Linked DNA regions of Mus musculus: region 2 is linked to region 1. A link is a loop called in an ENCODE intact Hi-C map of the cell type or tissue named here. Cell type or tissue: left cerebral cortex. All regions are shown on one strand. Links, peaks and the distances in the headings refer to the core of each region. The heading gives the core; the rest is flanking DNA.

The links. A loop is a pair of places that touch in the nucleus more often than their neighbours do. Peaks named below come from ENCODE experiments on the same cell type or tissue, not always from the same donor. Only the 100,000 strongest peaks of a DNase experiment are listed, where the experiment ranks them.
Region 2: it touches region 1 in a loop (2.1-fold over the local background); 1 of 42 quality-filtered maps calls a loop at or near these places.

What each region holds. Positions count from the first base shown.
Region 1 is chr1:179,773,644-179,776,809 of GRCm38, forward strand. Ahctf1 (AT hook containing transcription factor 1) reads right to left here. Exons shown (of 36, transcript NM_026375.2): 20 at 2,365-2,511; 21 at 1,689-1,876. Among named protein-coding and RNA genes, the nearest start is that of Ahctf1, 29 kb to the right of the region's middle. In left cerebral cortex, for the core only: no CTCF peak of the experiment used is centred there; no DNase peak of the experiment used is centred there.
Region 2 is chr1:179,687,871-179,691,036 of GRCm38, forward strand. No RefSeq gene overlaps it. Among named protein-coding and RNA genes, the nearest start is that of Sccpdh, 21 kb to the left of the region's middle. In left cerebral cortex, for the core only: no CTCF peak of the experiment used is centred there; a DNase peak (open chromatin) is centred at 1,789.

The DNA of each region.
Region 1 (3,166 bases), core at 215-2,714:
CACTTTTATATTCATGAAGGAAGAAGTTAGAAGTCGTTCAACTTGAGCTACAGAGTATTGGAGAATCAATTTACTGAGTGTAGAAAGAGGAAAAGAAAGGAAATAATAGCTAATAGCTGCACATAAGGCTTTTCATTTCTCTTGTATTTGTAAGAAAAAATTAAATCAGGCAACCACAATACTAACAGTTTCCTAACTATTGTGCACCCACCACAAAACTGGGAAAACTACACATCTTAGATAAAGAAGGGGTCAGAGTCAGGAATCAAGCTATGAGGTTTAATGAACGATACAATGGCTATCAATCACTACCACCATCTGCTAATAAATTACAACTTTCTCAACAGCTATAATGGCATCTGTGCACTTAACAATCACAATATTGCAAGGTGGGCACTAACCTCATGAAAAGGACAAACTACAGTTTAGAAAGTAATTAGCTTATCTTCTCAAATGCTGGAATGTCAAATATGCAAGAGAAGGTGGTACTGTTTATAAAGTTAAAATCTATCCTCGTCCAAAGATTATCCTCTTAAAAACTATGCCCTGGTAGAAGGCTGCTGGACCACATCTCCCTATTGCTCTGTGAACATGTGCGTATATGACACGTGTCCACGTGATGTGGAGGTCCAGACTCTGAAGTCACCTTCCTGCCTCTGTGTGTTTAGGTTCATCAGGCATGCACGACAGACACTTTTGCTGGCTTGAGCTACCTGGTTGGTCCCAGTACTATTTTTAAGGATTTAGCATAATTACTAAGCAGTATCATTAAGTAGTTAAAAAGCCACAGGATTACCCCAATCACATAGCATAGTCTCAGAGAAGAGGTTATTTTTTGTATGTTTGAAATACTGAAACATTTTCAACTATCAGCTATTTGTAATTATGATTATCCGATCACCAATCCTTGAATGCCAGAAAGATTGCTCTGTGGCCTAACCTTTTACATTTAAGTTCAGATTCCCCAAATATAACTATGGTTCAAGGACACTGAGAATAAACACTTGGATTAGAGATGCAGGTATATGGGGAAAATTAAGTAATTATGTGCTTACTACAGGACTTGCCTTGAACTTTAAAAAAGCAATCATCTTCACTGGTGTAATGTTCTCCAACTTTTAACAACATCGAGTTACTCTTTATTCTGCACTTACATAGCCAATGATTGATGATGGTGGTGATGGCTTGCTGGAAATGAATCCCAGCATGTCCAATCTATGGAATATTCAGTATACAGCAATAGAGGAAGGCACTTGATGCTGTGCACACGTGGTATGTACACATACTTACAACATATAAAGCACAAATACACAAATATACAAATAAAAACAAAAGGTCTCTAGCGAAAAATAGTATTTGCTCAAATCTGGTTTAAGCATTAAGATATGAAACTTGCTCTTAAGTCCATACCTGACCTAATCTGTCCATGGAAGAGACAAGCCATGTCGTTAATAGCAGCAGATAGTAAGTAGTCATGTCTCAGCCAAGCACACACTGTTTACTTGGTGAAAGGCACCATGTATTTGTCTTATAAGATAATGAGACCAATGTAAAATTATGTATTTTGTTTTCTTGAGACAGGGTCTCATATATCCATCACCTGATTACATATTTTTTTTTACTATCTATTCCATCAATTCCACTTTTTAATGTATGGCCAAGAGCTTCTATTTTTAAGATGTACTTACCTATTAAAAAGTAGAACAGTGAGGTGAAGGATAACTTCATTGCTACTGGACACTGTTGGCTTCATTGTCTGAAGATACCGGAGAGCCTGTTTGTGCTCTCCCTGACTCATAAAAGCTTCAATTATCTTTGAATGTTGCCACGATGCAGGCTTTGCAGTAACTGGGTGAAACAGAAGGTCTAAACCATTCTGCAAAACAATGAAGTGTTAACTATAAATACAGTCTTTAGTATTTAGACAAGGTTGTGGTTCTTAAAAGGCAAATAGTATTAAGAAATCACTAAAGTAAAAATTAGATAAGTGTAAATATAAAAGTATCTAATGGTAGAGGTCAAAGACCCAAGGTTTATCAGAAATATCATCTTTGAGGCCTCCTTATATAGAATACTTCTTACACCAATTTCATGCCCATTAACTAGTTTTGTCTTCTCTGGCTCACACCAGAACCCAAACAAATCTTTTAGCACAGTCAGTGCTGCACCTGAATGACCCATTCTTTAGACAGCAGGAACCTGAGTTTATGAACTGTGTTCTTGCTGTTTAGGCGAGAACACCAGTTAAAGTGAGCTTTTCATTACTTCTAGAAAAAAGACAGTATCCTATGTCAAAATTAACGTAGTTATACACGTTCTAGTATAATAATCTACAAAAGCGTATATTCCAAGTGAGTTACTTACCTCATAGTCATTATGATCTAGCAGCCAAAATCCTTGAACTAGCTTAACTTGGCCCCAAGAAATAGCAAAGGCAGTTGGGAAAGATTCAATGGGGGTATCCGTTTTATTTGGAAAGGAATACATAATATCAAGCAGCAAATAAATGGTCTTTTAAAAAAAAGCATTAAGGACAATAAACAAAAGAAAAACCATGTATATAGTTAGAGTAGGGAGCAGGATGTAGAATGAAGAGGTTTAAGAAACTTACACTTACAAGGCCATTAGGATAGCAGGTATGGATATAGTTTACTAAACACGGGAAAAGGAGTCCCATGCCAACCTTATTTATCCTTTGTATTTTACTGCTATGACAAAAAAAAAGACTGAATAAAAATACATCTTGTTCATTAAAACAAATAGCAAATTCAAGTAACTTGTTTAGTAAATTTTTAAAAAGTTATAGATCAAACTCTATTGGGCAAAGCTGGCAGCTTAAGCAAATACAAAAAGTATCTTATATACATTATGACAATAATATATTAGATTAAAAGGACTTTAGCACAAACATTGGGATATATATATAGGGATCAAGATATGAAACTTGCTCTTTTCTGAAGTCCATACCTAACCTAAACTGTTCCTGCAGGAGACTATCTTTTCAATTTGATAAAAGGCACAGGATTCAAATAATGCCTAATGTTGTGTTAAGCTAACTTTAAAAACTCGTTTGTCGTGTGTGGGTATGCTGAATGAGTGTGTGCATACATGTTCTTATGGCACACTCACATGCATACAGACATCAGAAGTTAGATACTGTGCTAAT
Region 2 (3,166 bases), core at 444-2,943, 86 kb before region 1:
TTTTTTTTTTTTTTTTTTTGGTTTTTCGAGATAGGGTTTCTCTGTGTAGCCCTGGCTGTCCTGGAACTCACTCTGTAGACCAGGCTGGCCTCAAACTCAGAAATCCGCCTGCCTCTGCCTCCCAAGTGCTGGGGTTAAAGGTGTGCACCACCACCGCCCGGCTCTATTTAATTTTCTAATTGGCCAGTAATAGTATATATTTATGAGGTTCAAAATGAGTATCACAGGGGCTGTGGAGGTGGCTCAGCAGCCAGGAGCACCAGCTGCTCTTGCAGAGGACTCAGGTTTGATTGCCAGGACCCACAGGTGGCTCACAGTTGGTGACTCCAAGGAACCTGATGCCTTCTTCTAGTCAGCAACCCTGCACACAGGTGGTACAAATACATACATTCAGATACATGCACACATAAAAATCAATTTTTAAAAATGGTATTTAGCCAAGCATAGTGGTCCACACCTTTAATGGAAACACTTGGTCTGCATAGTTCCAGGACAGTCGGAGCTATATAGTTAGACCCTGTCTGGGATCAACAACAAAAGGTGTTTAAATACATGCACATATAGAATGAACAAAGTAATAACATCTACCACCTGGAACTATCGTTTCTTTGTGGTGAGAACATTTACTATCCTCTCATTTCCATCACTGCTGACCATGGTTAGCCTGGGACAGAACACACAGCCATACTCCTTGTGACTTGTATCACCGACAAAGGACTCCTCACATTTCACCACCTCCCTCAAGCTCCTGGTGCACACGTCTTGCCAGTCCTGCCAGCTATTTTTGTAGCTAGGAGATTATATGATATCTGTCTCTGTAGCTTGATTCGTCACTCAGCACAGTGGGCTCTAAGTTTCCCTGCTATCACAAGTTAGAATTCGCTGCCTTTACAGACAGCTTCTATTACGTTGTTCTTTGACAGTCTTCTGCATGTGTACAATGCACCCCAATTGCTCCCACTCCTCCCTCTTTTCGTCACCCTTTATCCCTGCCAGTTCTACCAGTCACTTCCCACACTCATGACTTTGTTTTGTTCTGTGACCCACTGAGTTTAACCATGGCCTCTGGGCACCCATGGGTGTGGAGCTATCCATTAGAGGCCAGCGGGTTTATCAGTGAGCCTACGACTGAACAATACCTGGCCCCCAATTCCTTCATTAGTCAATAGTTCAGCAAGGAGAGGCAGGGCCCAGTGAGCCCCTCCCCAGCCTGTGATGGACAGCAGACAGGCCCAGCCACAGCTGTCGTGATCATGGTTGCAATGGCTGCTGCATCATGCCCAGAAGAAATCATCCACTGTCATCTCCCTCTTCCACACATTCCTGAGCTTTAGGGGCAGTTGCCATAGATGTTCTAGTTAGGAGTGAGCATGCAGTCGTCACGTATCTTTGGTACCTTGACCAGCCATGATTCTCTGCACTCACAGCCCATTGCAAACAAAAGCGGCCCTGATTATGACTGAGAGTGTCATTTGCATAAAAGTGGAAGTGGGGATATTTAGAAGGCAATTTGGTGCCACGCCAATTTAGTTAAGCTACTGTTTTTCTTTATTTTATTTTATTTTTTTCATTTTGGTTTTTCCAGACAGGGTTTCTCTGTGTAGCCCTGGCTGTCCTGGAACTCACTCTGTAGACCAGGCTGGCCTCCAACTCAGAGATCCACCTGCCTCTGCCTCCCGAGTGCTGGGATTAAAGACATGCTCCACCACTGCCCAGTAATTCGTGTTTTTCTTAACGTGGAGATTGGCAAACACTTAAGCCTTTTCTTAGCTTGGAACAGTGCTGTAAAAGACCGTGGAGTGTGGCTAGCCTCCAGCATACTGATTTCCATTCTTTGAGCATGCGCACAGTAATGGGACTGCTTGATCCCAGGATCATTCTCCATTCGGATTTTGGAGGAGCTTTGGTGCAAGGACTGCTGTAGCCACTGTTTGCTACTGCATGCATTCTTCTCTCTTAGACCCTTCTTCACCCCTTTTCTTCTCTCCTTTCAACCCCCTAACACTAGATATGAGAGAGAAACAGAGGAAAGGAGAGAGGTCCCTGAATAAGGTCAGGGGTTGGAAAGGGGGCAACGTTACTGTTAGACTTCCTGCTGATTAGGGACTGTATTAGTCAGGGTTCTCTAGAGTCACAGAACTTATGGATAGTCTCTAGATAATAAAGGAATTTATTGATGACTTACAGTCGGCAGCCCAATTCCCAACAATTGTTCAGTCGCAGCTGTGAATGGAAGTCCAAGGATCTAGCAGTTACTCAGTCTCACGCAGCAAGCAGGCGAAGGAGCAAGAGCTCGAGCTAGACTCCCTTCTTCCAATGTCCTTATATTGTCTCCAGCAAAAGGTGTAGCCCAGATTAAAGGTGTGTTCCACCACACCTTTAATCCCAGATGAAAGGCATAGCCCAGATTAAAGGTGTGTTCCTTAACTCGGAGATTCAATCTTCTGGAATCCATAGCCACTATGGCTCAAGATCTTCAAACCAAGATCCAGATAAGGATCTCCAAGCCTCCAGATAAGGGTCACTGGTGAGCCTTCCAATTCCGAATTGTAGTTCATTCCAAATATTGTCAAGTTGACAACCAGGAATAGCCACTACAATCCACCCCTTGTCAACTTGACACAAATAATATCTCATGTTCACATGAAACAATAACAAGGTTGTAAATACGCCTAACATGATATAACTATCCCTCGTACAATCGCAAACGCATTAGTAAATTTACAATGGGCATTCATATTACTTTATAATCCTCGTTTCTGCAACTGGTTACGTGGCCTTAATTGGTATTTATAACTACCTTCCTCTACTACCCATTCTGTATTTCCTTCACCTTCAGCCAGCACCTCAGCAGGTCTTGGCTCTTTTCCTGGAGGATTGACCCATACCTTCATTCCTGATGGGTCTGCGTCCTTTGTCATCCTGCTTGGATTAGGCTGTTGTAGTTTCCCATTGACTTTAATCACAGGACATGGTAGTACTAAGAGACGCCCTAAGGGATCTCCTGCACTCCAGACATAATCTTGCTTACCACCATTGTGAAGAGGTAATCCAATTTCCCCATGGTAATCTGGATCTATCACCCCTCCTAACACTGTTATTCCTTTTTTAGCCTGTTGGTTTAAGGGCATTAGAAGCCCAAAATGACCAGGGGGAAGTCTGAGCT